Regions from separate parts of the Homo sapiens genome. Here region 1 is linked to region 2. Evidence: chromatin loops called from intact Hi-C (ENCODE). Cell type or tissue: GM12878. All regions are shown on one strand. Links, peaks and the distances in the headings refer to the core of each region. The heading gives the core; the rest is flanking DNA.

What was found. Hi-C counts contacts between places; a loop is a spot of excess contacts. Peaks named below come from ENCODE experiments on the same cell type or tissue, not always from the same donor. Only the 100,000 strongest peaks of a DNase experiment are listed, where the experiment ranks them.
Region 1: it touches region 2 in a loop (2.9-fold over the local background); 2 of 110 quality-filtered maps call a loop at or near these places.

What each region holds. Positions count from the first base shown.
Region 1 is chr1:157,592,777-157,604,187 of GRCh38, reverse strand. It overlaps FCRL4 (Fc receptor like 4), which reads left to right and starts at 6,103. Exons shown (of 12, transcript NM_031282.3): 1 at 6,103-6,274; 2 at 7,840-7,860. The coding sequence starts at 6,244. In GM12878, for the core only: no CTCF peak of the experiment used is centred there; DNase peaks (open chromatin) are centred at 5,767, 6,047, 7,656 and 8,637; H3K4me3 peaks cover 336 bases.
Region 2 is chr1:157,648,039-157,659,449 of GRCh38, reverse strand. LOC105371457 (a long non-coding RNA gene) reads left to right here. Exons shown (of 3, transcript XR_922184.3): 2 at 5,176-5,271; 3 at 6,239-7,266. Among named protein-coding and RNA genes, the nearest start is that of FCRL3-AS1, 42 kb to the left of the region's middle. In GM12878, for the core only: no CTCF peak of the experiment used is centred there; a DNase peak (open chromatin) is centred at 6,129; H3K27me3 peaks cover 436 bases.

The sequences.
Region 1 (11,411 bases), core at 2,123-10,122, 56 kb after region 2:
CTGAATCCTGTATTGCACACACACTGTGAAATGTAAGTTTTGCCACTGATTTCTTGGTGCAAAAGAAGAGATGTAAACTTTTTAGTCCCCAGTTCAGAAATAATAAATAATAAAGGAAAAATTAAAAATTAATTGTGTCTGCATTCCAATTTGTATTTTTCAAATGTGGATTTAAAATATAACCTCCAATAAATGTTTGTATTAAGTTACATACATATCCAATAGCTCAGCAAAAATAATCAAATTTTATTAAATTTTGGCAGTTAGTTTTTCTCACACATTACTTTCTTCATTCTACATTGCCTACCTGGCTCTCATAGGTTTTGAATTTGCACCCCCCTGAAATAGGCTGAATCAGATTAAAACTGGTGCCAGGGGCACCAATCTACAAAAAGTAATCAAACCAGGGTTAATCAGTAAAACGTAAACTTCCTCCACTCCCATGAAATGGAGCTCATCGTCCAGTTTAATTTTTTAAATACACCTCTCTAAAGCAAACTTCTCTGTTGAATGTTTTTGTGATGTGCAGTTCCAGCTAAAAATGAGTAGTTACAGATAAAATTTGGAAGCCATAAAATGCTTAGCTTAATGTTGTTTACCAGTGGATGCATGATTTTACTTTAACACCTAATTTTTAAATTCTTCAATATACAGTCTAATAAATTGCCTGGTTTGAGAAATCTTGAAATCTAAAAGTTATGATTTTAAAACTTTTATTTTGGTGATTCTTTTTCAAGAAATTAACTCAGTTTTGGCTAATAGAAATGAATGTAGTAGAAAATCAGTTTCTACATTAAGTGAATTAATGGAAAATAAGTATCTCCCTTCCCCTTCTAGGTAAGTGTTCTGTCCCTCCCTAACTTTTGCAGAGGCCCCGGCAACAGTGCAAGTTGAGGTCTTCCTAGTATAGATCTGAGGATTTAAAAGTTATAAATCAGCCGGGCGCAGTGGCTTAGGCCTGTAATTCCAGCACTTTGGGAGGCCGAGGCGGGCGGATCACGAGGTCAGGAGATCGAGATCATCCTGGCTAACACAGGTGAAACCCCGTCTCTACTAAAAATATAAAAAATTAGCTGGACGTAGTGGCGGGCGCCTGTAGTCCCCACTACTCGGGAGGCTGAGGCAGGAGAATGGCGGGAACCCGGGAGGCGGAGCTTACAGTGAGCGGAGGTTGCGCCACTGAGCTCCAGCCTGGGCGACAGAGCTAGACTCTGTCTCAAAAAAAAAAAAGTTATAAATTAATCTAATAAGCTAATAAGATGTGTTTTATTCTCCTACTTTGACAAATATACCTTCATAATGACCTAGAAGTCTGGGTTCAAATATAACATTTTAAGATAATGGGAATTTTATACTAGAACAAGGTATGACAAGGAAAGCAGGCTCTGGTCTCCTGTTTCAAGCTTACAGCTTCCTACTTTTATTCCTGCTCGCAGCTCCATCCCATAGTACAATACATTGGAACGAGCCAGCCCGCACATCCAAGCTTCTGACACATCCCTCAAGCAGCACTGCCTTGGCCAACCCTCAGGAAAAACTGACCAAATATAGCTAAATGTTAATAACTGATAACTCTCAGTGAAGAGCAGGTAAGTATTTATTGTACTATTCTTGCCATTTTTTTGAAAGGTTTAAAATTTTTTGAAATAAAAATATTGGGGAAATGAAAGTTTTCTTGTTAACGTCTCCAAGTAACAAAATGGATTTGCCTTCAGCTACATAGCTTGTAAGTGATGAAGCAAAACCATAGCCAGGCCTTAGAGTTCAAATCTGGTGTCCATTTCACACCCTCTACTACATAACTGTGGATCTGTGAATCTGGAATAGAGGGCACTAACAACCTGCGATTCTGTTCTCACTTTGGACAAGTTTTTGAGCAAAAAGATCTGTATGTTCATGAAGATAGAAGAGTCTCGACTTAGAACAAGAAATCATCTCGGAAACGTCTCTAAAACAAAAGGAGATTATATTTTACCACTGAAGGCTAGAAATATTATTATCTGTAGTCATGGAAAATAAAATGCGGCTTCTAGATGGCACCAGCCTACAAATAAATGTAATTGAGCTTCTTCACTGCCTTTTCTTTGAAGTTCAAAGTTGATTACTCCAAGCGGCTGTTCCTCCATTACTAACAAATGGCTATAGAAATCATTACGTATACAGCCACTGATTTGGGAGAAGAGTCTTTTAATAGCAAGAACAACAAATTTATCTTTCCAGTATTTTTCCCACCCATAAAGCACTGACAAGACCACAGACTCCCTGTCACATAGTTAAAAATGTATGATTCTCCCGTAGTAGTAAAGACCATACTCAGCACTCAGATCTTGGTTTCTAAATATCAGTCTCTACTGAAAGGAATTGGGGCTCCTTGAAGAAGTGGCTGATTCTAGAGTTGGGGCAGGAAAATGTAAGATGAGCCAGGAGCATCTCGTAGTGCCAGACAGTACAGAAATGTTCCAACAAGGAAAATGATGAGAGTTTCTCAAAGGCACAAAGAAGAAGCTGACCTGAAAGAGCTCCCAATCACCAAAGCTGGATCAATTTGAGCAACAAAATATATAAAGCATTATATTGTTACCAAAGTTTAAAGTAAATATACAAATCTATAGTGATATAAATAAATGATTGAATGGATGAATACATGAATAAGTAAATAAGAACAAGGAGACAAATCCCCCTACCTCACCTCTCACCCTGACTGTGGGCTGGACTTGCTCCCAAACGAAAGAATATAGAAAAAGACAAACAGTAATTTTACATCGAAGAAACCTGGCAAACACTACCTTAACCAAGTGATCACAATTTACATTACCAGTGATAAGTCATGTTGAGATTCCATACCCCCAATGTGATGAGAAGGACACTCTACCGCTGTAGTATTCTTTGTGAAAACTCATAACCCCAGTTTAATTATGACCAAAACGTCAGACAAACCCAGATTGAAAGACGCCGCAAACTACCTAGCCAGTACTCCTCAAAACTGTCAAGGTCATGAAAAACAAGGAAACACTGAGAAACTCACAGATGGAGAAGAGACGTCTGTGAGCAAAGATAGCTAAATGTAATGTAGTATCTTAGAGGGGATACTAGAAGAGGAAAAAGGTGTCAATGGAAAACTGAAACAAGCTGGATAAAGCCTGTAATTAATAGTAATGTAGAGACGGAGCAAAGATAACTAAATGTAATGTAGTATCTTAGAAGGGATACTAGAAGAGGAAAAAGGTATCAATGGAAAAACTGAAAAAAGCTGGATAAAGCCTGTAATTAATAGTAATGTAGAGACGGAGCAAAGATAACTAAATGTAATGTAGTATCTTAGAAGGGATACTAGAAGAGGAAAAAGGTATCAATGGAAAAACTGAAAAAAGCTGGATAAAGCCTGTAATTAATAGTAATGTAGCAATCTTGGTTTCTTAGTTTTGATAAATGCACCCCCATGATGTGAAATGATAACGGTAGGGGAAATTGAAACAGGTGAGGGCTTCCTATATGGGAACTCTTTGTATTATCCTTACTATTTTATATAAATCTAGAATTACCCCAAAATGAAAATTTATTTTTTAAACTGTAAAGGTTTAAATGTTTTTCAAAAAAAAATTAGAAAAGTTTAAAAATTTCAGTTTCTTACATTCTCATTGAAAACAATTATTTTTGTCCTTTGTTAATATAAAATCTAAAAGTTCCTGGTTAGTCAAGCAATTGCTTAATAAATCATGGTATATGTACTTCCTGGCTGATGTTTCAAAGTACTAACCACACTTCTGGCACCAATAACTAAAATATTTCTGTCAGTGACTTAAATACCACAACAAAAATAGTACTTGACTGACGTAAACTTAAACATTTACACAGTAGTTGTAAATAAATATGATTTTTGTGTTTGGACATCTTGTATAACATCATAAATGTGAAATTTTATTTTGCTAATTGAAATCTATTCATTCAGCAAAACTTATGGTAGAAACAAGAAAACAGGCAATATGATTTCAACTTCCCTCAATCCTTAGTCAGTCAATAAATATTGGAGTTCTAAACTCATGCTAAATACTATTTTCCAGTGTTATAAGGAATACAAAAATGTTGGTAGGATATTATGTCAATTATAAAGTGCTTTTTAGTTCATTATACTTGTTACTTCTAGTATTACAGAATAGTTCTCAGCATAGGGACTAAGCTGAGAGTTCTATGTCATTAATGTATTCATACAAACATCAATAACAACATCCACTTCAGCTGGACATTATTTTTATCTCCTTTTTACCAGTGTGAAAGAGGCTAAGTACTTGACCAGAGTCACCCAACTAGCAAGAGGTGAAGTCAAGATTTCATCCAGATGTGTGGGATTCTGCAGATCAGGTTCTTGACTGCCATTTTATACCCTTGCTCCTCCTGGGACAAATGAAGGCAGCTGAAAGATGACAGCACGGTCACACGGCAAGGAGACAAAGGACCCATGTGCCGCCTTGACAGCTCTATGTCTTTATGGTTCCTTGTGTCTATGTCTACTCTGGCCCTTACCACATTGACTTTTTTAAAGTCTTTAAGAGAGATGCACTTTATTCACCTTTTTATTCTTCTAAGGCCATGGACATTGTCTAAAATATAGTTGATGTTCAATACAAACCCTAGTTAGAAAATAAATTATTACAGATATATAGAAAAACATTATATTAGAAAAATACAGACCACTCTTAATCCATCCTATGTCTATTATCTATTCACAGATATCTTGATGTGATGGTGATGGTCACGATAACTGCCTTCCATCTTAGTGCATGCTCATCTCTCAGTCCTAGAATGATATTCTTTCAGCTTGGATGTTACTTCCTCAGGGAAGCCTCTTATGCATCCCCAGAACTGGGTCAGATTTCCCTCTTAGTGGACTCTCAGAAATTACATACAATTCACTTCTATGTAATTTCCTGTTGACTTGCTGTCTTCTCCACCAGAATGAAAGCTTTCCAAGTCTTGATTAACACTGTACTTCCAGCACCTGGCACCATACCTGAAGCACCATGGTGTTTCTTTTTTTTTGCCATTAACATTTTATATATATATATATATATATATATATATATATATATATATATACACATACATATACACAAGATAATAGCATAAAAAAGTTTTAAAGAGTTATACATACCAAAATATTATACGTACCAAAAAACGTCACTACGGATTTTTCCATTTTTTTCTTAATTTTTTTTTTAAGTTCTGGGATACATGAGCAGAGTGTGCAGGTTTGTTATGGGTAGGGAGAGCATTAGGTGTTTCTCAAAACACCAAACAGCATGTTGCCCAGTGTGAAAGAATCCAAATGGCAAAAATCAAAATTTAATAGAATTATTTAAATACCCACTCTGACTTCCTGACGTGAATCGCTTCTCAAGGCTAAAGCCATCATATTTTCAGAACTCTCTAGCCTCTTGTCTTTCAAGGAAATCACAACTTCTTCTCTCTGCCACCAGATACCAGGCATATGTATTTCAATCAATATATATTTGCCAAGACATTCCTGTAGCAAATTTTGGATTCTAGGACATTAAGTAAAAATGTTATGGCCTATTATCTAGGAAGAGCATGATGGGGCTATAATTTACTCCTCAGCTTGCCTTCTACTCAGATCAAAAGTTGTGGTTTCCCCCTGGACTGATGAGTCAGGATATTTTCATATATATCAGACAAGGTGAGAGTTGTCTTGTGATTGAGATGTTTCATCAGGTCTACAGACGGCCTGCTGGAGGTGTTCCAGTAGAGGTATCAGCGGTCAGAGGAGGCCTTTTCTGTGTTGAATGAGAAATTCTTCATCTCTGGGGATATTCAGGGACATCCTTAGATTATGTGGATTTCAATAGGCCTGCAATCTCACCTCATCTCTAGTAGCAGAGAGAATAGGTTGTGATTTCCTTGAAAGACAGAGCCTAGAGAGTTCTGAAACTAGAGTAGCTTTAGCCTTGAGAAGTGATTCACCCCAGGATGTCACAGCAGTACTTAATTCTATTAAATTTTGATTTTTGTGGTCTGGATTCTCTCACACTGGTCCACATTGCTGTTTGGTGTTTTCAGAAAGATTCCTCTACTTCCCCCTTTCACTTCATTATCTCAATCAGCTTTATGCAGAGAAGAAGCTTACTGAGCTCACTGCTGGTGCTGGTGTAGGCAAGTGCTGCTTTGGCAATCTGGGCTGACCTGGCTTGTCTCCTCAGAACTCCTTCTCCAATCCTGGAGCAGGCTTCCATGCTGCTGTGGGCGTCCTTGCTGGCCTTTGGTAAGTGATGGGGAGGAGACCTTTGCTTGCTGCAAAGCTGAGCCTCACCATGAGCAAAAGCCCTCTTTTCTGCTGCTGCAATCATGGATTTTTACTCCCATTTTAGAACAGCAGAAAATGAACAAAAAGGAAAGATAATGATTTACTGGTAGAAGGGGAAAATGATAATAATTGATTTCCAAAGATGTATTTCTCATCTATTTTTGCTATGAATTGCCTATGGAAAATCATTTTACCCCCAAATGGACTTATTTTGTTTATGCAAAAAGAAACCTATGGCTAGGTTCAGTCCCTACGTCACAGAGCATGAGGACCCAGAGGAAAAGATGGACTGAGTTATTTGTGAAGGATAAAGTCCTGATTGTGAACTCAGGTAGAAAGGATCACCTGCTGAGAATAGTTATTTCCTTCTCTGTATTCTAAGTTCAAACCTGTTCTGATGTTTGCAAAGAGCATGAGAAGAGAAGAGATAAGATGATTTCCCTTTGATTTTTTTCTTCCTGCTTTTGTACCACTTGTCAGTGTTTGTCCAAATGAGGCACGGATTTCCTAGTTGCTCAAACTAGGGAATTAAAGAACAGTCAGTCTTTTGTTCATTAAATATTTATTAAGCGTATTTGTCTAGTTCCCACCTGATCCCCAGACCCCAACTAAGGGAAGACCTATTAGTGTGATTGGCACATGATAGGAACTAAGGAGTGAGTGGATGGGTATACTTGGCATGCCACACTGCTGGGCACCACAGAGGATGCAGAGACCTGAAGGACACAGATTCTGCCCTCAAGAGGTGACATTCTCAATAGAACCTCAACGTACACATGCAAGAACATCTGACTCGACAATATGAGAAAAATATTACACAAATAGTTACAGGATAATGTGTGAGGATGTCAGTTAATTTGTGCTAAGCCCTGGCTACATCCCACTTTTCTAAGGGCACCCCATGTATAAATGTATCCAATTCTCTAACATTTGATCAGGTGGAACTTTTATAACTCCCATTTACAAATGAGGAAATGAAGGCACAAAGATGTTGGTCTTGTCCCTGAGGTTTATGCAGCTAGTACAGTGGCAGAGTCAGGATTCGAACCCATAATCTAACTTTGGAAACTAGGCTTTTAACTACTACCCTCTACTGTCTGTCTCATTTTGAGTTCCAAATTAGCTATGATAATAAGTGTTCTGAGTCAAGAGAAGAGGAATCAGCAGCAGCCCCATACTAAAAAATTAATGACAGCAGCCATTAATTGAAACCTTACTGATCTAACTCATTACAGTATTACTATGAGGTCGCTTTCATGAGCCTCATTTTTCAAATGAGAAAACTGAGACTTGAAAGTTCATGTGGTTTGCCCTGGGTCATACAGCTAAAATTCAAACCAGACTGTCTGAGTCCACAGCCTGAGCGTCTGGCCACTGTGTTTCCCCGCTTCCCTGGGATGGATGGAATGGAACGTGTTTCTCTTCCTCTTGGTTGGAAGTAGCATATGAGTGTATGGGCTCTCAGGGTGAATAGTTCGGGACTCTTCGCCTACGCTGATGGCTGGCTCTTTACTCTCTTTCAGCTCCAGTCTGTGGACAATCTGGTAAGTCCTTATTTTCTTTGCTCCTTTATGTCTCTAGATACCCTAATAACTATATTTTATCTCAAATACTTACAAGAGTCCCTGTTGTCCATTTCATCCTTTTCCTGAGTGCTGCAGGGATGTAGAGACATCAGCTCGTGTGGTGACTCTGACCCTAAGAACCAGGCTATTTGGGGGTGACTCTCTTAAACCAAAACTGCCATTGTGCTGGCTAAACATGGCAGGGCCTGGGATATGTGTCACAGCGTCCACAGGAAGAGGAGCTGTCACCCCGCCTGATGTGGGATTCTAGCCAAGCCTGATGGAATGCATAGCATCCCAAGAGGAAAAGGGTAGAAATAAGCCAATACTTCAGAGGGGGAGGCTGGGGCTCCAGCAGCTTTTCCACTAACCATGTGTAACAAATTTATCCCCAACTTCTGCATCCCATGGAGACACACTTCTCTGTTAATAGCTCAAATTATGATGACTCTGAGTCTCCATCTATCCTACTGGTCAGCAAAAAGTCCCATCCTCTATAGGCAGCTGCCTCACAGGTGTTTTGGCCATTCCTATAGAGCACCCTAGGAGCTGCTGGAGCCAGCAAGGGCCTTGGCCCCCTTGAGGTGCACTGTCTCTTGCAGCTCCTAACTCTGCTGTTCTTCCCCTCCTCGGTGCCTTGGACACAGACTATTTCCCACACACCCTTCCTGAGACAAGATTATAACTTGGCAGACTTTGCTAATGGTTCTAGAATGGGGAAATGAAATACAAAAAGTGCCTTGAATTAACTGCAGCTAGGGATGTGGTTAACCTCAGAGCCCATCAACTCAGTCTCAAACACACGAAGGCCATGAAAAGTTATGTCCCTTCCTGGCCATAGGGCCACCTGCACATAGCAGGGGCAGCTTCCTCAGAGCAAAGAAGAGTCTAGTTGCATACATCAAAGGAAATCAACTCTCCTTCCCTCCAGTAGAAGACCTATTGCCTAAGTCCCAATGGCCCTGCATCCAGGTGCTTCCCAGGAATATAGCTGGTAGGGTTTTCTATTCTCTTCAGCAGAAACACAGCCCCATTCCCACTGATGACATAGAGTATTCTGTCCAAACCTTTAAAGACAGAATTTTCTTTTTAAAAAGTGTCTGCAGAGGCTGGGCACAGTGGCTCATGCCTGTAATCCCAGCACTTCGGGAGGCTGAGGTGGGTGGATCACTTGACGTCAGGAGCTCAAGACCAGCCTGGACAACATGGTGAAACCTCATCTCTACTGAAAATACAAAAAATTAGCCGGTTGTGGTGGCACATGCCTGTAATCCCAGTTACTCAGGAGGCTGGGGCAGGAGAATCACTTGAACCCAGGAGGTGGAGGTTGCAATGAGCTGAGATCAGGCCACTGCAGTCCAGCCTGGGCAAGAGTAAGACTCTATCTGAAAAATAAAATAAAATAAATTCTGCAGAGACACAGAGATGTTTCACCTTACCAAACAGAACATTTAGCTTCTTCATGTAAAACATGCAGTTGGGTTATTTTACAATTTTCTTTTTCCCCTCAAACAGAGGAAGGGCATTTTCTTCACATTTAGATGTAACTAAAAGATCTATTTGGGAAGTTCTTCTGGGCAAAGGCAAGAATGTTTAAAGTTTTAAGCTTTAAAAAAGTAATTGCCTGAAAATCTTTAAATGTAGACAGTCCTCATCTGAGTAAAAAAGGTTCCAAGGAGAAAATAATTTATTCTATTAAAAATTTCATAGTAAATAGCAATCCCCAAAATTGAGATTTTATTTTTGAAAATTAATACAAATGAAAACAATTTGTTTTATTTTCTACTTCACAGAAGTTACATTACCACAGGCAATTTGTAGGGCAAAGCATGAATCTAATATTGACTTTTCAAAATGTGGTAGCTGCCACAGCTCCAGGCATCATGACTTTGTTCAAGGCAGAAAATGGGGAGAAGTAGGGAGACAGGTGGAGAAGGGAAGTGAAGCTGTCAAAGAGCACCCAGTGTGCATCTCTTCTTTCAAATAAAGGAAGAAGATTTTCCCAGAATCCCTATTCCCTAGTCCATCCCTAGCATTATTTCTCTGACATCCCTTTATTCAGACCTGGATCATGTAGGTGGGAAAGTTAATACTTCATTTTTTCAAACACATTAGTGGGCAGAAGGTTAGAGAGAAGAGCATTGGGACTGACTTTTGAGAGCCAAACAAGTGTTTTCCCTATTATAGATTTCTCCTTCATAATCGTTAATAGGTCTTGCTCTGCCATACTCTTTAGTGATTTTATGACTCATCAGAGCAGTGGTTCCACATAACTTTTACCGAGTTTATAAATTACTGCATCTTCAACAGAATCTAAAATAGCAATCAATTTTCATTTGTACACCCATTGAAAGATTAGCCTACCAAAGCACTTATCTTGGAGAAGGCTAGATAGTAGTATTATATTGGTAAGGACGTTTGAGTGAATGTTTCTAATAGTGAATAATTTGTGTTGTAGTTACTTTTGTTGTTAGCCGGCACAAAGTCAGAACTACAAAACTCAGAAAATAAACATTCAGATTAAAAAGAGCCTCGGAAACAGTTTCTTCTTAGAAGATATATAATTAAAAACAAAATCTCCTCCCAGCTCAGAAATCTTCTCTACAACGGTAGTAGAGAAAGTAGGTATTATTGAACAACAATAAGCCAGAATATGATGAGCATCACAGACAACCCACTAAGAAGCTGCAAAGTCAGAAAGGAATTCCACCCCCTCATACAGCCAATTAGATACAGCCCATGCATACATGTTTTCAAGATAAACAATAACTAGGCCTCAAGTAAGAGGGCCTGACAGCAACTTTTCTTCTACTAGTTCATCTTAACTTTATCCTGGTAACTGGCGAGACAACCTGTCTTAAGTAACTGAAGGGAAACAAACTTCTGTCTTTACAACAGCAGGTAGTTTAGCACATTGGAGAAAGCTGAGCCCACCAAAGTTAGGTCCTTACTCTCCCACAGGAACTGAGAGAGACGGAGGAACTATCTCTCTAGATGTTTGTATTCAAAAAGGTGGTTCCCAGGACTTCCCTGGGTTGTGAGCCAGGCAATAGTCTTATTTTTTTATTATTATTATACTATAAGTTCTAAGATACATGTGCACAACATGCAGGTTTGTTACCTATGCATACATGTGCCATGTTGGTTTGCTGCACCCATCAACTTGTCATTTACATTAGGTATTTCTCCTAATGCTATCTGTCCCCCAGCCCTCCAACCCCTGACAGGTCCCAGTGTGTGATGCTCCCTGCCCTGTGTCCATGTGTTCTCATTGTTCAATTCCCACCTACAAGTGAGAACATGCGGTGTTTGGTTTTCTGTCCTTGTGATAGGTTGCCGAGAATGATGGTTTCCAGCTTCATCCATGTCCCTACAAAGGACATGAACTCATCATTTTTTATGGCTGCATAGTATTCCATGGTGTATATGTGCCACATTTTCTTAATCCAGTCTATCATTGATGGACATTTTGGTTGGTTCTAAATCTTTGCTATCGTGAACAGTGCCACAATAAACATATGTGTACATGT
Region 2 (11,411 bases), core at 1,475-9,474:
GCTCTTGTGTTTAGCTATGTAAGGCATCCTAAGTAAATTTTTATCACGGCATGAGGTCAGGGTTGATGTCATTTTTTCTCCCCTGCAAATATCCAATGATCTTAGCACTCTGTTTTGAAGATTACCTGTTTTTTGTTTTTCCTTTGAATTACCTTGTCATTGTTGTCAACAACCAATTACCTATATAAATGTGGGTGTACTTCTGTATTATTCTCTTCCATTTATGCTAAAGCAGGGAACCCACTTAGAGATGTTTCTTTCCCAGGCTGCAGTGCAATGGCGTAATCTTGGCTCACTGCAACCTCAGCATCCTGGGTTCAAGCGATTCTCCAGCCTCAGCCTCCCGAGTAGCTGGTATTACAGGCGTCCACCATCCTGCCTGGCTAATTTTTACATTTTTAGTAGAGACGGGGTTTCACCATGTTGGCTAGGCTGGTCTCAAACTCCTGACCGCCAGTGATCCACCAGCCTTGGCCTCCCAAAGTGCTGGGATTACAGGCGTGAGCCACCGCTCCCGGCCTATTTGTAGTTTTTTTGAAAAACCTTCATACTCTTTTCAATAGTGGATATACTAATTTATATTCTCACCAATAGTTCCTTTTTCTTTGCATCCTCACCAGCATTTGTTACTTTTTGTCCTTTTCATAACAGCCATTCTAACTGGAGTGACATGATGTCTCATTGTGGTTTTGGCTTGCATTTCTCTGATAATTAATGATGTTGAGAATTTTTTCATATGCTGGTTTGGTCATGTGCATGTCTTCTTTTGAGAAATGTGTATTCAGATTTTTGTCCATTTTTAAATCAGATTGTTTTTGTTTGGTTCATTTTTGCTGTTGAGTTGTTTGAGTTCCTTGTATATCCTGTATATTGATCATTTGACAGACGAATAGTTTGTCTCTTTATTCTGTTGAGTGTTTCCTTTGCTGTGCAGAAGCTTTTTAGTTTGATAAAATCCCATTTGCCTATTTTTGCTTTTGTGGCCTTTGTTTTTAATGCCTCATTCATAAAATTTTTGCCTGGACAAATGTCCTGAAGTATTTTCCCTTTGTTTTTTTTTTCCCAGTAGTTTTAGTTTCAGGTCTTACATTTAAGTCTTTAATCATTTTGAGTTGTTTATTGTATATGGTGAGAGATAGGTGTCTAGTTTCATTCTTCTGCATATAAGCATTAAAAGCTATCAGTTTTCCTCCTAATGCTCATTTAGCTGTGTCTCACAAATATTGTCCTCATTGATATGGTTAGATTTAGGCCTTCCATCTTATTATTTGTTTCTTGTTTTCCTCTGATTTTTATTTTTTTTTCTTTTCCCTTCCAGCATTCTTCTAGATTACTTGTACATATTTTAGTATTTCATTCAGTGCCAAATAGTTTCTAATACTCATTTTTTCTTCAACACATTGCTGTTTTAAAATATGTTGTTAATTCTCAAGTATTTGAGATTTTCCTGAATATCTTATTGGTACTGACTTATAATTTAATTACTTTGTGGTTGGAGAACATAATATTATTTCAGTCCTTTCAGATTTATCAGCACTTGTTTTATGGCCTGGCATATGGTCTCTCTTGGTGACATACATGTGCACTTGAAAATAATGTATATTCTACAGTTTCGGAATAGAGTGTTCTATAAATATCAATTAATTAAATCAAGAAAGTGGTGAGTGTTGTTCAAATTTTTTGTGCTTTTATCTCATTTTACCAACGGCTGAGAAAGCAATGTTAAAAATTTTTTACCATGATTGTAGAATTATTCTATTTCTGTTTTTATACCACAAATTTTTGCTTCATATATTTTGAGACCCTAGTAAGAAATGCACACACGTTAGTAATGTCTTCCTGAAATAGTCCCTTTTGTTAAAATAAAACACCTTATTTTTGTCTAATAATATTGTTTGTCTTAAAGTTTATTAATTCAGTAGTAATGTAACCTCTTCAGCTCTCTTATGTTTACTGTTTAAATAACATATCATTTTCCATCTTTTTTACTTTCAATCTGTTTGTGTTTTTATTTTTCAAGTGAGCTTCTTGTAAGCATCATATACTTTGGCCTTACTTTTTAAAATCTATTTAGATAATCTTTTCCTTCAGTTAAAATTCTTATACTATTCATAGTTAAGGTAATTATTAATATGGTTGAATTTAAAAAATTTTTATTTTCCATTTGCTCCACCATTTTTTGTTCATTTTTTCTCCTTTTTCTCTTTCGAATCATTTGAAATTTTAGTATTCCATCTTAATGTATCTGTTTTCTTTTTAGTAATACATCCTTGTATTGTTTTCAAAGGTTGATCTAGAGGTTACAATATACATTCTTAATCTTTCATGGCCTACTTAAAATTGATACTCTGCCTCTCCACTGAAAATGTAGAATCTTGAAATTGATAGGTATATATATGTCCACCCCTTCAATCATTTATAAGATGGTTGTCCTATCCTTTCATTTATATCCCATAAGTGTCCAATCATTTATAGGATGGATGTATAGGCATTATATCAATGTATGTTTTAAAAATCCCACGAAAAATTGTTATAATTTGTTAAGTACTTATATTTTAGATAACTTAAACAGAAAAATGCAGTCTTTTCTATTTTTCCCTAGATATTTACCACTTACAATGTCGTTAATTTTTTCTAATGATCCCCATTATTTCTAATTTCATTTCCCTTTAGCCTAAGGACTTCTTCTTTTTTTTTTTTTAGACAGAGTTTTGCTCTTGTCGCCCAGGCTGGAGTGCAGTGGTGCGATCTTGGCTCGCTGCAACCTCCACCTCCCGGATTCAAGCAATTCTCCTGCCTCAGCATCCCGAGTAGCTGGGATTACAGGCGCGAGCCACCATGCCCAGCAAATTTTTTATTTTTAGTAGAGACGCGGTTTCACTGTGTTGCCCAGGCTGGTCTCCGACAGGGACTTCTTTAGAATCTCTTGTAGTGTTTTCTGACAGTTAGTCTCTACATTTTGCTTTACTTATTTTTTGAAAAAAAAAAATTTGCATGCATTTTTGAAGGATATTTTTGCTCAATATAAAAACCAAGTTTGATAATTGTTGTCCCTTTCTTTAAAAATTTGTTTTTTCTCTGTCTACAATCAAGATTTGGTCTTTATCTTGGATATTTAGTAGTCTGGTTATGTTTTTGGTATGGTTTTCTTTGAATTTATCCTGTGTAGGGTTCATTGAACTTCTCAAACCTGTAAATGTATGTTTTTCACCAAATCTGAGGAGATTTCAGCTGCAATTTCTTTAAATATTATTTTATGTCCAATTTCTCTCCTTTTCTGCTGGGATTCCAAATATATGTATGTTACAGTTTTTGATAGACTTGATATTGTCCCACATGTCCCTAGTTTCTGTTTATTTTTTCAAACTTTCTTTCTATATTTTAGATGAATAATTTAATTGATATAGTTTTAATTTTATTGATTCTTTCCTTTGTCCTATTCATTCTACTGTAAGTCCATTTGGTAAATTTTTAAAATATGTTACAGACTTATTTCAAAAATTTCTATTTGGTTCTCTATTTATATATCTCAGCTGAGATTTCCTGCCTTTTTATTCATTTTATATATTTTTTAAAATCTCATTGAGTATAGTTATTGTGCCTACTAAAAAAATTCTCATCAAATAATTCCAACATCAGATGCATCTGAAGCTAGCATCTATTGATTGTCTTTATTCTGAAAAATTGAATTCATTTTCCTGCTTCTTTGTATGTTGAGTACTTTTCATTTTATCTTGGACATTTTAATGTTATGTTGTATAGATTCTGTGTTCTGTGACATCCAGCATGCTGTTTTTGTTTTTGTTTTTGTTTTTTGTCTTAGCAGGCATTTAACCCAGTTAGACTCAATGTGTAAGCTCTGCCTTTCCTTCCATAGGTGGTGGTTTAAATCTTAATTCAATTATTTAGTTCTTTGGTGTACTGCTTTTAGACAGTCCTGTGCTTATATGGCTCAGGTGTCAGCCTGAACTTGTGTATTTAACCACACAGAAAATTAAGGGACTTCCTTCTCTGGCTCTCTCCTCTATGGAATTCTCCCTCCACCTTCTAGTAACTGCGGTTAATCAGACTCCCTTTTTAGATCCTCTGGCCAGAAAGACAATGAGCTACCAAAAATCTTACCAACCTACAATATGCCTTCTCTGCTACAAAAAACAAATCCACAAATCAAATCTACAATAAAAATGGAAAACTAACTGCTATGCCAGTCACTTCTCCAAATTTCATTTCCCCACTACACCCTGGCTGCTCTTTTACTCTTCAGAATTCTCAGGTAGTCATTTTCTGTATTTTATGTAACATATAATTGTTACCAGTTGGATGGCTTGTCTGATTGTTACCAGTTAGATGGCTTGTCTGAAGGGAATTTACAATATTATTCCAGAAGTGAAATTCTAGCTTAACTATGAATGGACATATTTATACTCATTGGTCAGTAAGGTCTGCATTATTCAGGATGTATCTACATATGTGTGTATATGCATTTTACGTACTTGGACTGCAATTGTATTAAATGCTTATTTTACATATTTGAACACTTTTCATGCTTTAAAAATATTCTTCTAAGACGCGAGTTTAATAGCTTTATAATACTGCATCTATATACGTACCCTAATTTACCATTCTTCTGTATATTTTTGTTTTTTTGCTTTTGTAAAAACTTTGAGATGAAATCTTTTCCTCTCTTCCTCAGAATAAACTTTTATTGTGAAAAGTAGTATACGGAACTTTGCATCTCATAATCCAGAAAGTTTTTACATTGTATGGCACCAGCAGGAAATCATTTATGAGTTCCAACACTGGGTGCTGTACTTTCTTTATTGTTTTTGCAAAAATGATAACAGAAATTACATTTTATTGTTTAAATTTTAATTTACTTGACTATTAGTGAAGTAGAATATAATCTTATGTGTTTCAGGGAGTGTTCTTTTTTTAATCAATAGTCCATTTAGGATAAAAATTTTTCACATTTTCAACAAGTTAAGATACTCTTTTCCTAACAAATTATGTGAGTTTTTTAATGAACTAAGGATAGTAATCTTTAATTAATTATGTGTGATATAGATATCTATGGTATGTCTTTTGCCTTTTACTTTTGTTTATGGTATCTTTAACCTACCAAGGTTATTTAATAGATTATGAACATGTGCTAATTTACCAAGATATCTTGCTTAGCCATAGGTTAAGACATGAGGACTTCTACTGAAACTTCTCTAAATATGGAACCAAGACTTCATCTGAGTTTGAGATTAAGAGAAGAAATTATCACAGGTAATGTGGAGACAAGTCACTTCTCCAATTGTGTTCTCTAAAGTGTGGTGTTTTGATGGTCAAAACCTCATAAAATTAGGTCCAGGAGAGAAAGAATTAGAAATAGGAATTGCTAACAGAAAAAGACCATTTCAGAATCATGGACTGAGGGTTACCGTTCAAGAGAACTATAACCCTTGGGCCACCCAGTCTATAGAGCAGCTTCATTTTTTGCAAAAGTGAATATGGTGGCATATAGATTAAAGTATTAATTATTTTCTGTGCTACACACTTACAGGAGAAAACTCTTAATATCCAAGACAAAAACAGTGCCTTGCTGATGAATGAAGAGACATGTGTGTCAAAAATATAACTGACAAAAGGCCGGGCATGGTGGCTCACGCCTATAAACCCAGCACTTTGGGAAGCTGAGGCCAGTAGATTGCTTGAGCCCAGAATTTCAAGAGCAGCCTGGGCAACATGGCAAAACCCCAACTCTACTAAAAAATAAATAAATAAATAAATAAATAAATAAATAAATAAATAAGAATATAACTGACAATGTAGGAGCCTCTTACAGGTTCCCTTGATGCTTCAGTTTCCTCTGTTTACTCTGCTTTTTGTGGTAAAATCATATTTACAAATTCTTCTCTTCCTGACAATTATAAATTCTTATCTCTCCCTTCCTTGGATTCGTTGAGTGAACCTATCTACACAAACTACTCTTAAAATGGACCTTTACCCTCTTTCCTGTCCATGGGCAATTACTGTGATTATTCTTTAGCAGCTACTGTTTCTTCAGCCCTTCTGCTAGGATAGGGCTGCTTTACATACACCATGTGGAGTCAAAAAAGAACAGAGAGAAGTAGTCACAAAAAGAGGAAGTAGTGGTTAGTGGGTTCTTGAGAAAGTTCTCCAAAGGTTACAAACTGAAAAGATTGAAAAATTAACAGTTCTATGCTAATCTCTGGTGTCTCCTTTTTGGCAGCTCCATGAGGAAGAAAAAATAATCTGTGACTTCTGTACCTTCTTCATGACCACCGGGCAAGACTGACTCTCTGACCAGTGCACAGGAGACTCATCAATATCTATCTAAGCCCTTTCTCTCTAACAGCTGCCAGAGTTTGGTCTTCTATCATCTCAGGCCAAGGAAGCGCAGTGGTTACACTCATCTCCACTCCGGTCACCTGCTTTCCATTTTATGCGAGCAGGTCCTGCCTTACAAAATAAACGTATCTGCTGAGAAATGCCAATGAGGGAGACAGAAGAGATCTTCAAAGGGAAAGGCAGATTTTGTAAGTGGTTGTTGATGGACCAAATTCCATGTTATAAATCTTCTCAGGGTGCAGTAGTTGATATAACTCCATTGAGATGGACCCTGAAAACAAATATGCACAAAAGGAATTTTACAGATAAATCCGTGTTCCATGCCTAGAATAAAGTAATACCATTATAATCATTATCTGCTTTCAATATCCAACCCTGCCATTTAGTTTCAGCTTCAGGTCCACCGGATCCTTCAAATATTTCTTCATACAATCTCCTTTTGTCCCTCAGGACCTGTTGGAAAGAAAGGCGTCCAATGCTAATAAGGAAAAGAGAAGAGCCTTCCTCTCCATGCAGGTTTAAGTCTACTGAAAGTGGAAATTACTCTTTTATTTATAAATACTGATAGGACTCTTTTGGTAGCAGGGAACATGGACCCACTTATGCAACCTTAAGTAAAAACGGTAATTTATGGTAAAGGAAAATGGATAGCTGTCAGAATTCTAAGCAGGAAGGTCATAAACAAGCTGGAATCAGAAAGTGGGAGGTTGTTGGGATCCTTGGAACTACCTCGACCCTGCAATCAGACAGACTCCTCTACCTGCCCTCTGTGTCCTTGGACAAACTGCTCAACCTCCCTATGCGTCAGTTTCCTCATCTGTAAAATGGGAACAATGATATCCATCTTTTAAGATTTTTGTGAGGATTGAATGAATTAAACAAGTAAAGAGATTGGATCTAGGTCTGAAATTTGCTAGCCACTCAAATACTAGTTATTTCATTGGTTGTTTCATATTTTCTGCCCACGTATGTTGACTTCTATTTTGTTTCTTTTAAATAATTTGCCACTTTCTGAAATTGTCTAATTTACCTAATTGCTGACTTGTAGAGCATGGGTCTTCTCCTCTAGTATTTAAGGTTTATCACACCCTCAGTAGAGGGAAGGCAATGAGTGTTCTGCTACATGTCCTGTTTGCTGGAGCGGAGAACTTTCAGCCTGTTTCTGACCCAGTCCTCTGAGTACCTCTGCTCTGAAAGTTGTAACTGTCTCTCTTTCCCAGGGCTGTTTCTATCTCCTTAGCCAAAAAGCCAGACTTCCTAGCCCAAGGAGGGGAGCTCAGTGAACCTCAACTATAAGGCTGAATCAATCAGGATTAATGTAGTTTCAAGCCAGACTGAGTAGATGACCATTACTACTGCTACTACTTTAAGTTCTGCCCCCTTTGAAGGATTTCCTTCATCACTTTCTTTCAAGAACAATACTAATTGTGGTTGCAGTAATACAACAGTCCACTTCCAGTTTTGCTAACATATTTTACTAAATCATCTGTGAAGCAAGCCCTGGTTTTCCTTCTGTAGTTATCTAGTTAAAAGGAGTTCCACATGAGGCTATAGATGTGAACTGCAGGAGAGGAGGGAATGCAGTAAAAGTTGGTACCTTAGCAGTCTGAGCCACCTGCTCATACAACTTACTTATGCCTTGTTAAACCCAGTCATATATACATCATATATATATAGATGTATTGCTGCTGTGCATGTACAATCTTGTGGCTACATAAAACCCCACTCATGATGAGCAGTTCGAATTGCAGATTGCGTGGTCACTTGATGTCCCATGTTAAGTATTAAGTTTTTAGTAAGGTCTAGGCAAACTTGATGCTGTATCCTAAAAGAACATTATCTCCAGAAGAGAGTATAACTTTTATCTAAAATTCTAGAAGTCTGTGCTCTAATTTTCCTTTTCTGACCCTTAGAAGCACTATACAACATCCATATTTTCTATAGTCATTTCAGGCTACATCGGATCTACCACACCACAAGTCTCAAGTGGTCAAGCAGCTTTCAAGGCAATCTGGAATTATTGCAGAGCCTTCTCTTGCCCTGAGCCTCACTCAGAATTAATAGTGTTATGGGCTCCTCAGCAAATGGGTAAGAGTTGTGCACGTAAATGAGGATATATTGCATACAAATTCCAAAGATATCCACCAGGTATTGTGCCTCTTCTTTAGTAATAAGAAGGTGCAAGATGCAGCAATTTGTTTTAACTCTGAAGACATTCTGACATGTGAATAACAGCATAATCTAACTTATAGGGGTTTCCTGAGAAGAAAATGAATTCCTTAGCCCAACACATGACATTAAGTAAGTGCTTAATAAGTATGAGCTATGATGATGATGACAATTATGTTTATTATTACTACCATACTTGAAATTTAAGCAAGACTGCATAGAGAAGGCCTTTTTAGATTTCCAAAACCTTCCCTTCTCCACCTCCCAACTGCAACATACTGCAATCAGAGGAGTAAAAGAATAGAAATAATGTCTGAGGTAGAAGTAATTGTATCTATATCTCTTCATAAAAAGTAGATATCAAATTCAAGAAGTCAGTTCTACCTGTGCAAACAGTTGTTATGTGCTGAATCATTTTACATGTAACAATATGTTCCAGTAAAGTCTTAGACCACTTTATGGTTTTTAACAAAAATGTGACAGAAAGTGTCCTCACTCCGTACTGATTCCATATGTTTGTGTGAACTTGTAGTCTGGGAAGGAGTGTGGAGAATGGCTCGGGGAACAGTGACCTCCACCTACAAGAAGATAAACAGGTCTTTGGGATTGAAGAACTTAACCCTCCTTAATTCTAGAAGAAATAGCTCTTTAGGAGCCTCTATGGGCTCTCTAATAGACAACTAATCTCTACTTTGGAAAAGAGAATAAATGTCTTGAGTTCAGCAGTCAAAAGCACTGATGGATGGACCTGGAATGAGAATGAGGGGAAAGGAAAGAAAAATAAGATTTGGGTCAAGGAGGAAGGTAGTCATCTGCTCCTGAACAGATAGTGCTCCTCAGTGTCTCCCTGACACTGTTTTCAGGGCCTGTCTATATCTCAGGAAGCGCCAGGGTCATTCAACCGTAGAATCCACTACTGGGAAGACCATTTTACATTCTTTCCAAAGAAGCTTCCTGGACACTGTTATGGTATCATTGTCACCCACAAGCTTCAGAGCACTGGCCACACACTCAGCCATGGAACTGTCATAGAAGAAACCTGGGATACTTGTAAAATCGATGGAGCACTAAGGACCCACTGGGTGAGGAAAAGCTGGGCAGTATATACTCTGGAAGTGGACTGGAGCAGTTTAGTGCATGCCAAGTTTGAGACAAATAGTCGTCTCTTTTTTATTTATTTATGTATCATATATGCCAGGCACTATTTGAAGGGCTTTCACATATTAACTCATTTAATAGTGATGAAGAAGTTGAGATTTTTGCCCAAGGAGAGAGCCAATAGCTTTTAGAGCATAGGACTTTTTGCAAGGTGTAGGCAAAATAGAATCTATAAGGAACCAAATGGTATATAGAAAATGGCAGATAAGAAGTACTCTCGAAAGATATCAAGTTTTTAGATTCTAATAGGAAATAGAGGACATGTTATTCTCTATAAAGTCTTTCTACCCTTATTAGACTAGAAATTACATAAAGATAAGGATCATGTCACTTTTGTCAATACTGTGCAACCAGTGAAACACAGTGAATACTCAGTAGATAATTGTTAAATGAGTGAATGAAGTCCCCCAGACACAGAAGCTAAGGAGACTTGAAACTTTCTAACAGGATAGCAGGTCTTAAAGTTCCTGGATAGCTTCTTGTCTACTTCAGCCATAATGTCACCCTGTATTTAAGAAGACTTAAAAACAAGAAAACAACTTCATTTCCTTAGGACCCATGGCAGAAGAAAGGCAATTAGCAAATAGCAGTATCCTTGGCTTCCCTTTTTCGAAATCTTCTAGGCAATGCTCATGGGTGCCACTGTGGAGAGCATCTGTACTCAGACCTGAATTGTATGGTCATTCTCCAAGATAAACTTCCTTTGGGTTTTCCAGGACAGGTCCTCATGTTGCTGTGGCCTTTGATGCTGGTTCTAGGTGAGTGGACACCGTGAATCTAGACCTGGATTGGGTGGGCACTGAGCGCTAACCTCAGATGCTCACAAAATCTTCTGTTGTATTTTGTCCTAAGGCAGTCTCTAGGCTGAGAGGGGACTGGGCAAATGTTTTTGGACTATAAGCTCCTGGCCTCTTAAATAAGAATTTAGCAGCACATCAAAACCAAAATGATGATAATAGAAATGTTAGTATTTGTTGAGTGCTCACTAGTAATTTATATGTTTTAATCCATTTAAATCTTTACACTAAATACTACCAAGTAGGATTTGTATCAGAATTGAAGACTATATGGAAATTCACTGTTATTATATGAAAAAAAAAACACATCAAAATGCTAAGTAAAAGAAACTATGTTGGTTAGGCACAGTGACTCATAATCCTAGCACTTTGGAAGGCTGAGATGTGCAGATCGCTTGAGCCCAGGAGTTTGCGACCAGCCTGGGCAGCATGGCGAAACCTCATCTCTACAGAAACAATTAGCCAGGTGTGGTGTTGTGTGCCTGTAGTCCCAGCTACTCAGGAAGCTGAGGTGGCAGGATCACTTAAGCCTGGGGGGTTGAGGCTGCAGTCAGCTGTTATCACACCACTGCACTCCAGTCTGGACAACAGACTGAGACCCTGTCTCTCAAAACAAAAAACAAACAAAAGAAATTATATAATGACAACAGGTGTCAAAAGTATTGACATAAGTATTAAAAATCAATATCCATTCCAAAAATAATTATTCTTAAGCCAGAAGAATCCTTACTTAACATGATAAAGAATGTGTTCTAGACTGACAGCCAATATTACACCTTAAAAACAAGACTAAAATTGCCATTCAAATTGGAGCTAGAACCAAGATGATTGCAATCATCATCATATGCAATAGTTTTTAGATCCTGGCCAACACACTAAATTAGTAACAAAAATAGGAAGCATACATATAGGAAGCCAAGATTTTAAAAA